4 separate regions of the Homo sapiens genome follow, and all the other regions are linked to region 1. The links are chromatin loops, found by intact Hi-C in ENCODE. Cell type or tissue: dorsolateral prefrontal cortex. All regions are shown on one strand. Region 1 has its middle 81 kb from the start of EMP1. Region 2 has its middle 160 kb from the start of LINC01559. Region 3 overlaps GRIN2B (glutamate ionotropic receptor NMDA type subunit 2B). Region 4 overlaps GRIN2B (glutamate ionotropic receptor NMDA type subunit 2B).

What was found. Peaks named below come from ENCODE experiments on the same cell type or tissue, not always from the same donor. Only the 100,000 strongest peaks of a DNase experiment are listed, where the experiment ranks them.
Region 2: it touches region 1 in a loop (8-fold over the local background); 62 of 110 quality-filtered maps call a loop at or near these places.
Region 3: a loop joins it to region 1, with 3 times the contacts of the local background. A loop is called at or near these places in 2 of 110 quality-filtered maps.
Region 4: it touches region 1 in a loop (8-fold over the local background); 69 of 110 quality-filtered maps call a loop at or near these places.

The regions. Positions count from the first base shown.
Region 1 is chr12:13,276,817-13,279,316 of GRCh38, forward strand. No RefSeq gene overlaps it. Among named protein-coding and RNA genes, the nearest start is that of EMP1, 81 kb to the left of the region's middle. In dorsolateral prefrontal cortex, CTCF peaks have their summits at 1,536 (motif pointing right) and 1,750; a DNase peak (open chromatin) is centred at 1,565; H3K4me3 peaks cover 948 bases; H3K27ac peaks cover 899 bases.
Region 2 is chr12:13,533,846-13,536,345 of GRCh38, forward strand. No RefSeq gene overlaps it. Among named protein-coding and RNA genes, the nearest start is that of LINC01559, 160 kb to the left of the region's middle. RefSeq lists a silencer at 1-124. In dorsolateral prefrontal cortex, CTCF peaks have their summits at 1,124 (motif pointing left) and 1,332; a DNase peak (open chromatin) is centred at 1,096; H3K4me3 peaks cover 685 bases.
Region 3 is chr12:13,975,748-13,978,247 of GRCh38, forward strand. The region is part of intron 2 of GRIN2B (glutamate ionotropic receptor NMDA type subunit 2B); the gene reads right to left. Among named protein-coding and RNA genes, the nearest start is that of GRIN2B, 4.6 kb to the right of the region's middle. In dorsolateral prefrontal cortex, a CTCF peak has its summit at 1,329; no DNase peak of the experiment used is centred here; H3K4me3 peaks cover 2,500 bases.
Region 4 is chr12:13,660,368-13,662,867 of GRCh38, forward strand. The region is part of intron 5 of GRIN2B (glutamate ionotropic receptor NMDA type subunit 2B); the gene reads right to left. Among named protein-coding and RNA genes, the nearest start is that of LINC01559, 280 kb to the left of the region's middle. In dorsolateral prefrontal cortex, a CTCF peak has its summit at 1,124 (motif pointing left); a DNase peak (open chromatin) is centred at 1,114; H3K4me3 peaks cover 335 bases.

The DNA of each region.
Region 1 (2,500 bases):
ATGCCCTGCAATAAGCCCCAAGATCTGGGGCTAAAGACAGCCCGGCATCTTCAAGAGCCTATTACCTTTGAAGATTCAGATGTGTTGCATATGTTCTCCTTCCTCCTTATGGATGATACACCTTGTGATATGCCCTTCCAGTGTTCCACCCTGAATTAGAGGGAAGAGCTTGCCCACTTCATCACAGCACCAGGACCACTTTCTGTAGCTCTTGGGGCTCAGGTGAGCCCTCAACTTCTGTCTGAGGGAGTTTTCCTATCCTCTGATCGCTGATAGTGCTCCGTGAGCCCCTCAGCTGGCCCTTTCTTTACACATTGGTGTCTAGAATCATGACTTCTTATTCAGTTTTTCCTGTGTGTATGTTGCTCCTCTCCCACTACACTAGTGGGAGAAGCCACTTGGAGAACCTCTTCATAGCCGGAGCCACTAGCAGGCCGCATATCAAAGAATTGCATATTTGCAATGTTGACACCAAGGAGAAGGACACTGATCTCTAGCCTTTAAGAATTGGCTGAAGCCATCAGACTCCACCCTCAGCTAAGATCAGCTCTGTGCCAAGAAACCCCTTGTACACTAAACACACATACACCATACGCAACATTTTGTGGGTGATGCCTGGTTGTCTTGCATGGCAGACACGGGCTAGAGGGCTGTGTGAACTGATGAGAAAGAAAGGGAAGGAGTCAGGGAAAGTCCCAGAGGACTCATCCCCTTGCTACTCATAGGCACTTGACTATTAATGAACTGAGTCTGTCACAGTCACAACACAAAGGGGTCCTGCCAGGGAAGGGAACGCAGAACCACAATAGACGGCTTCTTTGTCCTGGAAGTAGAGATGAGGCAGGATTCTCCTTATCACCACAATCTTAGCAGTGCGTTTTGCTTATATTTTGTTTTTTGAATAAGGAAAAGAAGGTTCAGCGAGGTTGAGCAAATTGCTCAAGGTCACATAGTTAGCGTATAGATACGTATTGAATTTACACTGTCCCTCTCCAATGTCCAGGCTGTCAACTCTGGTATTATATTGACTGTTTGGACTTAGGCTCACTGAAGGCACTGGAGGAAGCCAAAGTATGTTTTATTTCTTTGAATGAATGCCTCTTTGAAAACACAGCCTGCTTTGGGAATATGAAAGAGAAAAAACAGGTCAGAGTTCTTTTGCTACTTAAAATGAAGATGAGGGAAACGGTTCAGAACAGAGAAAAACTTATAAGTCTTATTTTGTGTAAGCATCATATTAAACATATTCCATTCCAACTATAAACAGATTTTCACATTTCCACCTTCCCCCTCCCATTACCCTGCATCAGCCCCCACCATCCCCAACAGATTGTTCCCTTCCTTCCTGTTTATATTATAAGAAAGCAAAATTGGCTTCCCCTTCATTCTCCACCTCCCACCCTGCACCATCTGGGGGTGCATAGCTCTTACCCCGTTTTTTGTTGTTTTTTTTTAATACTCCCTCGACTTCGTGTCCAGCGGCCCATTCGATTTTGAAGCTCCGCAGAGAGTGCCTCCAGCGGCCGCCAGGGGTCGCAGTCGAGCAGCTGGCGCCGCCTCTGTGCAGGGGAGCAGGGGCCGCTGGCCGGGAATCGCAAGCCGGTCTCCTGTACATATTAGCGCGCAGCATTAATCAGGCCGCAGCCTCTGCAGTGCTTTCCGAGGGGAGTCAGAGACTAGGGCTGGGAATGAGACCGGGCCTTTTCGGGCCACTAGAGCCGGGCCACCTCAACTCTCCCGCCCTAGGCTCAGAGCACACAGTGCTCAACGAAGTGCAGCGAGGCCAGCTGCTCGCCTGGCCCAGGGTCGAGCCTTGCCTCCCAGGATTCCTAAACATACGGGACCTGTGAGTCTGTGGACAGCAGTGCCTGCCAGGCCTGAATTCATCAGGAGTGGCGGGAGGTGGCGTAGAGGGGCAGCTCTTGATGTAGATCGGGAGGACACCTCCTCTCCCTCCCCTGCCCTCTTACTGACCCCAGCCCCTCGACAACACAGGCCCCTAGAAGCCAAGTGGCAGCTCTGTCCCTGCACACGCGTGGGCACTCCCCAGACCCCTGCCAGTTCTCAGGTCACCCTCAGACAGATTTGGCCAAACCTCCCATGGTCTTCTCATGTGCCTGGAAAGCCAGGCCTCTGCCAGAAGCTTATCAGATGGGAGGCAGAGCAGGGGAGGGCCAGCACGTGCTTCCTCTAGCATGAATTTTTCAACATTACATTTTCATCTCTCTGCCCTATTTCTCTCAATTCTCATCTCTGAAAAGAGCAGCGCAATTCCCTCCCACTGCCCTTTTTAGAGACGGATCTGCTTCTTCAGATTTGATGCAATTACTGGGCAACTAAGATGGAGGCACTAGGGGAAGAAAGGGGGAGCGGGAACAGAGGGGAGGGGAAAGGGCTTGTCAGCCCTGAGACCCGCAGGTGCGCCCGGGAGAAGCTGTGGCTCCGAGACGCTTGCCACTCCTGGGCAACACTGTTGAGCCCTTTTACTCAAACCATTGAG
Region 2 (2,500 bases), 260 kb after region 1:
CAGACATTGCATGCTCACTCAATAAATATTCGGATGAATGAGTGAATGCAAATGAGTAGAAGCAGTGGCAGACCTGCTCTTCCCCTAGAATTTTCTCATAGGTCCTGCGCCATAATCATCTCCACAGTCCCCACATAACCTTTGTGATCGTTGTTAACTTAGATCAGAACAGCTTTATCAAAATCTGCCAGTAGGTTTATCCTAAGAAAAAAGCTACACAGACAAAATAATGAAGATATCCTTTTTTCCTCCACTGCCACCACAACCAACAGAATAAATATAAAGCAGATAGATATACAAGCATCTACTTATATAAGTGATATTATTATTAAATGAGTTTTATAGAAAATAAATTATAAATTATATATTATGTAACTAATGTTATGTAACTATCATCCTCTCTATAAAGCTGTCAGGAAATATTCTTCTCATTATGTACAGGCTGCAAATTAATTAAGTCAATTCTTTTACCATTGTGATATAGCAATGAAAGCAAAGAAAAAGTCTGGCATTAGCGGTTGGTTACAGAATAAATACGCCAGTAGCTCATGCAGCCTTTTCTTAACCAGAATCATTGAAACGGATCCCATTCCTTAAAGGGGCATGCTCTCCCAGGCTTCATGAGGGGAGCCTGTGCAAACTTTTCCTTCATCTCACTTTGTGATCTGACAGCAGAGTTATAAAGAGAGTGTTCCAATATACCTGCCATGGTCCAGTTGAGGCAACTGACCAAAGCAAGAATTTGAGCAGGGAAAAGTTAAGGAATTGTTAACTGCATAATGGTTTTGTGAAAGGGTGAAAGAGAACCCTGAGTTGTAATGTGAGTAGCAACTACAGAGAATGACTTCCACTCTGGGATAGAGGGAACGTGAACAAGGAAGGGACTTTCTGCTGAGAGGGGAGCTCTGCAAGGCTGAGATTCAAGACTAAGACCATGGCAAGGGCATGGCTGCTGCACAAGAAAGAAACGGGCAGAAAGCCATCCTGGGATGGGGGAACTGCCCACGAGAGTTAGGGAGACGTCAGGAGCCAGATGCCCACAGAGGGGCTGGCTTGCTAACTGAACAAAACAAAACAAAAAACCTTTCATCCACCAGTCTCCCAGGCTCCCTCTGGCGCCCTCTATTGGCAGAGCCTAGCATAGAGAGGCTGGCAAAGGAGAGCTGTAGCTTACAGAGACCACCAGGATCACAAAGTAAGGCAAGAAGGACACGGGTGAATGTGGAAGCCCCAGATTAGTAACTGACACACCTCAAAGGACATATTGGGTAAATAATATTTCTGGGTTTCCTATATTCTTACTGTGAACCCTCTGTGCATTCCCTCTGGCTGTAGGTATTTGCACCAGCCTCTTTCCCTTCTCCTGGCCCTGATTCATTTTTGCTGGCATTAACTGAGACCACTTGTTTCTAGCCCTGGCTCCAGCTGAGCACCCCCCAAAGAGTTTTTACAAATTACTGAGTATTTAGCATCTGCAACTTCAAAATCTCCTTAGGTAACGCTAATATACAGCCAGAGTTGAAAACCTCTGGACTAGACGTTGACAAGAAATAAAGCTGCCTCAGAAATGACATTTTTAGGAGCACTGTGGCCTTCAAAGGCTCCATAACAGAAAAATTCTGGGTTAAGATAGATCTGTTCCACTGTGCAACTCCAAGCTGGCTAAGTAACATCACTGCACCTTGATTTCCTCCTTTGTAAAATGAGGAGTTGGGAGGGAAATACATTTTCCCCAGCGTTATTATAAACAGCAGATGTGACAATATATGTAAAATGTTTAGTGCAGTGCTGGCCATTATTAAGTATCCAATAGTTAATGTTTATGTTGACAGTGGTGGTGGTGATTCTCTCTTGCAAAGACCATTTCTTCATGACTTTCTCAGAATGGCTACCCAACGTGATACTCTGAACAAAGCAAAAACCCTCAAACACAAAGAGTTACAAAGGGACAAGATCTGCCAAGATTGGTGCCTAAGGGAGTATAAGGAACTAATTGTTGAGCATCAGAAAGGGGCAAGTCAATGATCAAGGTGTTGCTAGACAGAATGATACCACATTACATTTATCCTCAGCACTTTACAGTTTGCAGAATAGCTTCATGTTCATTGTCTAGTTTACTTTTTGCAGTAGATCTGTGAGGTGGTTTGAGTGATAAGAGCTTGGAAATGTGCATCACTGGTTTTGAACTGCTGATCTTTCACTTAATAGCTGTATGACTTTGAGCAAGTTGACAAATCTCTCCAAACCTCAATACTGTAATAACATTTGTAAAATGAGGTATTAAGAGGATCACATGAGATAATGAATGAAAGGGACTAGAATATGGTAGGTGCACATTAAATGATAGTTATTTTGGATGTAACTTGAAAGAAAAAAATTTCCTCTTCTCTGATAACTGAGAGGTTTCTTGGATAGGATAAATAATCACACTGTTGTGTGCAGTGGGATTAGAGAAAAATCTATACAAACATTAATTTCAAGAAAAGGCAAAAGAGAAAGA
Region 3 (2,500 bases), 700 kb after region 1:
TTGAGGAGTGCACAAACTTCTTAGGGAAACAGGGCATATAAACAAAGTCAGGATAAACTAAGAAGCATGAGCACATGCTGGTGAAGACCAGAAAGGAAGGCAATTCCACAGCCTGGGGCAGCCATGGAGAGTTTCACCAAGGGGACAAGGTAGACGTGCATGAGGTCCCTTCTCTGCCAACCTCTGCTGAAAGTACTAGGAAGTGAAAAGACCAAAAATAAGGTGGAGAACATCAAGAAAACAACTAAAGGTTCATAAACACACCTTGCTGGGTTCACAATCCCCCAAAATGTTCACAGCACAATGGATTCTGTGTAATGGCCGCAGGCACCATTAACAGCCGCAGGTGAACCTCAAAAACCCACCTTCTCTGAGCTATGCCTGCTCTTTCATCCCGACTACATTCTGTTCTAGCTTTGGCCTCCTTCTGGAAGATATCAATTCAACCACTAATCTACTCTCCCTGGAGACTTCCTCTTGTGGTTGCAAAGAGTAGATGCACTTTAATAAATGCGAACAATTCATTAGACCAGTAACTCTTTTGATCTATATTTATTTACAATGAGAGACAATACTGGCATCCAATCATGTGCACAGGAGCAGCGACTGAAAATGTAGTTTACTGAAAGGAAGAAATTTCTAGAATTCCTAAGGATGGGGTAGAATGGCACTGAGGAAAAAGAGGAGCTTCATTTTTCCAGCTCAGCTACTTTTGACTCCAACAAAATACACAAGATGAGTGGTTTTGTCGGCCCCAGTCTTCAATATTAAAGACACAAGACTATCGTTTGGAACAACAGTTTTCCCATCTTTAGAATGGTGAGTTCAACCCTGGCTTTTTTCTCTTCCCTAGCTTCTACATGCTGATTTGGGATTATGATTTCTTCCCATACAATTTGTCCTTTCACCTGTCTCCTTTTATAGTCCATCAATATTATTTATAGCCCATAAATATTAACAATTTTTTTACTTTAACCTGTTAGTAGTATATATGTCACCTTTGTTTTCAGATTCTTAAACAAGAATATAGAAAAAAAAAATCCTGCCCCCAGGGTTTATTGTATTCATGGAGGAACTGGAAGAATGTTTTACAAGGTAATATTGTGGCCAAGGGATGCATCAGCTCAGTCCTGTTTCTCCCAAACACCCCTCATTCCACCAGCCAATTTCAGTCCATTTGCCCACCTCCCAGGTGCCCCCTGCCTCTCCCCACACAAGACTGGGTGAATGTACATGAAGGTCAGGGAAGACAGTCAAGATTCCAAAGCTATCTTTCTGGAGGTAAACCAAGAACACAAAATCAAGGTTCCTGCTGTTCATCCCTTCTCCAGAGGAAGTCGCTCTTCTCAATCAGCCTTAAAGAAAAGCACTTGGTGTGCAAAGTATTGAATTGAGGATTTTTTCTCTTTCCCCTCCTTTCCTGTCATTTCACCTTCTTATTGATTCTCTCTGCCTGCGTCCATCCCTGGCAAAAATTGCATATATACATTAGCAAAGCATGGATCTTCAGACAGACAGGCTTCCTAGGGATGGAACCAACGGGAGAGGAAAAATTAGACAATCCAGTGGTACTCCCGGCTCCTCTCCTCACATGTAACACCTAACTCTAAACTGCCACATCACTCTGTGTTCACAGATCCGCCATGCTCTGCCACACCTGAAACAGACATAGAAGATAACCATGTTGTTCTGCTTCTCTTGAAATCACCCACCTAATGTCCTTAACTGTGTCCTGGGAAGTCTTTATTTCCCATTATTATTACTTTTCTTAATTGCACATCATGGAGGTTCCTCGATTGAAATTAAATTTGCTCTTCCTCCCACCAGCCGCCACCTTTCTTTCCCATGTCACCCACATTGTAAGGGGGCTGGCAGAAGGAGAAAAGACAAAATAGAACCCAGTCAGCTCTGTGCTGTGAGGGGGAAAAAGGGGGCGAGAACAAAGGCCCTGAGATGGCTCAGAGCACCACTGAGTCACAGCCTCACAGAGACTGCCTGCGAGGATGGGGAACACCTGCTTCCTCATCAGGGTCTCCAAAATGGCTTTGCATGGTGAAAAGGCACAGACCACCTGTGGCGATTCCTCCTTGAATCTTAACAAGCCTCTTCCAGTTGGATTACCTCTCCTTTCCCTTTATAGCTTCCCCACCCACTTTTTCCTCTCTTCCTCAACTCCCTCCCCTTTCAACCTCGCCTAGTCTTAGGGACAACTAATGATAGCCTGGAACCTGGCTTCATCCATTGGCATTCAAGATAAATGAGGTAGCTGAGATCCTGTCAAACAGCATCCTTGTCAAACCCATCACCAACAAACGAACATTCCAAAGGACCTACTGGGTGTAGAGTACTGGTGTTGTGGCACTGGGGATGCAAAAGGGGCCCTGTGCCCCATCAATGCCCTCCTCTCCTTGTCCATCTGTATGTATGAAAGCATTGCACATGGAGCTGCCTTTCTCACCCATACCTCTTTTCTATTTTGAAGTCAAATTAAGAGTTCATC
Region 4 (2,500 bases), 380 kb after region 1:
CAGGGTGTCTATTTACCTTTATATTTTCCTCTTAGCACCCAGCACAGAGTCCTTCATAGAAGAGCCCTTCAGTTTAGGTTTGTTGAATTGAACTGAAGCTAACTGATTGATAAAAGTGCTAACTCTGGATACAGGCAGCAAAAGCAATGCCTCCTTCTCGTGGACTTTGAGAATCTGCTTTCACATGAAAAGCAGAAACACCACTGGGGATCAGAGAAGAAGAGGTTCACTAGAGCTTTGTGGAGTAGAAAAATGCTATATGGTCAATGTTGTTCTATGAATATTAGGAAATTCCATTCTGAGATGAAGTGTTTCTAACTTCTGGGGTGGGATGAAGGGATCTAAAATCGCCAAAAAGAGACTAAGCACTTCCTTTGCATCCTTATTTAGCACTTGCACAATATAAAGATACACGTGTAATTATTGTCATTATTAACTTCCCTTCGCTTCTAGCCAGACTGTTCAAAGCCTCTTGAGTACGGCTCTTCTGCTTTGACAACTTCAACCTCATCTTTTCTTGACTCTGCTTTTCCTCCTCTCTCTCCACAGTTTAATCAGTATAGCATGACTTAAAATCATCAAGCTTTCTCTCTACACTTTTAGACTATATCACTCTGTTTTTAATTGCTGTCAGTTTTCCATTCTTACATTTAAGATGCAACATTCTGGCCCTGCCTTCATTTCTAATTTCAGTTTTTCCTATATTCACATGTTTCATTTACCCAGCCCCTTTCCTTCATTCTCCTAGTCCTCTAGCTGAGCTTTTTCTCTGTTGAAGCCTTCCTTTCTTTGCTAGGTAAATGCCCTTGGATCACTCCAATTCTCTGTAAAGCTCATGCCTGTGAAGCCATTCCGGGTGTTCCTTCAGTTAGGATTATTTGTTACTCTGCCAAGAAAAAAGACAAATGCACACTCCTCATGTGCCTAAAACCTTTAAATGCATTAAAAGTCGATATTTCTGTATTTCATTGTCTGACAAACAGAAAACCCCCTTCAGACAAGTAGTGCCTTTTGCCTTCTACACTTCCAGGGTACATCTGGAGATTCCGTGCAACACAGAACTGTAATTGCTCCGTGTGCTTGCATTTCCAAGGCAGTGCTCAGAATTCGCAGCTGCCCCCTAGAGACTCCAAGGTAAACTGCAGGAGCAATCAAAAGGCTGTGTCAGCTCCATAAATGCCCAATCCCTTAATCCTAAATCTACCCATTTCTAAGGTATCCATTTTAGATTTTAAGCAGGGAATGACTCTTTTTCGAACTCATCCGTGTTCTAGGAGTTGCAAACTCCAGTGTCTGCAGGGGCTAGGTAGATAATTAATGAAAGAGGTGGGACACTTGCAGGGGGCTGAGATGAACTGGACAGCATGTATTCCAACCAAAGGCGGCCCCGCAGAATGTGAACGCAGTGTTGCCCATCTTCTGATTTTTCAGGAAATCCAGAATCTGGAGTTCTATGGGAATCTGAATTTTTAAATTTTAGAAACCAATTTAATCTTTAAATATACCTTTTAGGCCGTATAGAACATGTCGATGGCCCAAAAGTAGTCTGTTGACTGCCAGTTTATGACCTTTCCTATACACCCTCACCAGGTCCCATGTTGTGTCACATTCGATGGTACAGGGTCAACTGGAGACAAGGAAGTGAAGTAATTTCCGTAACAGCTGTGAAAGAAAGCCAAAAGATGCCATGCTCACTTAGAACAGTAGGCTAGAGTAGGTAACTCACTAAATGCAGTTCTTATTAAACAATGAAGGTTAATGCTTCTTGATTTTTTGGAAAAATCAAGCATAAATATTGTAATGTTCATAGCCTGATGTGACAGATTATATAAATCCATACCCATTCTCTAAAATCTAGCAGCGAGAAAAAAATGGGAGATAAAATACTACTCATATTTCTCCTGTGGCCTCAAAGTGGGCCTGTAGCCTCAACACAGAATCTGTATACAATTTAGGCAGAGGACTTGTGGACATAATTTGGAAAGTTCTTACATAAGTTGCTAGTGAAATTTCTTATGACAGCTGCTGAACATACTCTGAAGAAATTTAACTAGCAACTTATTTAAAATGATAAATCTATCAAAAGCCCCTTTGAGACTGGCCTTAAGAGTCTGACAGCCACTGCACCCTGTCTTACCACCTTAAGCGTATATGGCACTATCTGAAATGATCATATGTATTGATTTGTTTATATGTTTGTTGTCTGGCCCCACTCACCAAGACACAGGCTCCTTGAGGAAGGGAACTTGTTGGTCTTGTTCAATACTGTTTCCCCAGCACCTAGAATAGTGCCCAGCCCTTAGTAGGGGCTCGGGAAAATATTCGCCAAATGCATAAACCCAATCGGCCTCGTGTCAGGGAATGTCTTGAGCAACTACATGAAGATATCAGGTAATTAAGAATCTTCTGGAGTGAGTAGGGCAGGCTTTAACTTTTTCTTACTGGGCTACTGGCTCTGTCCTCCACTTTATGAAAGGATAAAGATTCAGTTTTATTATAA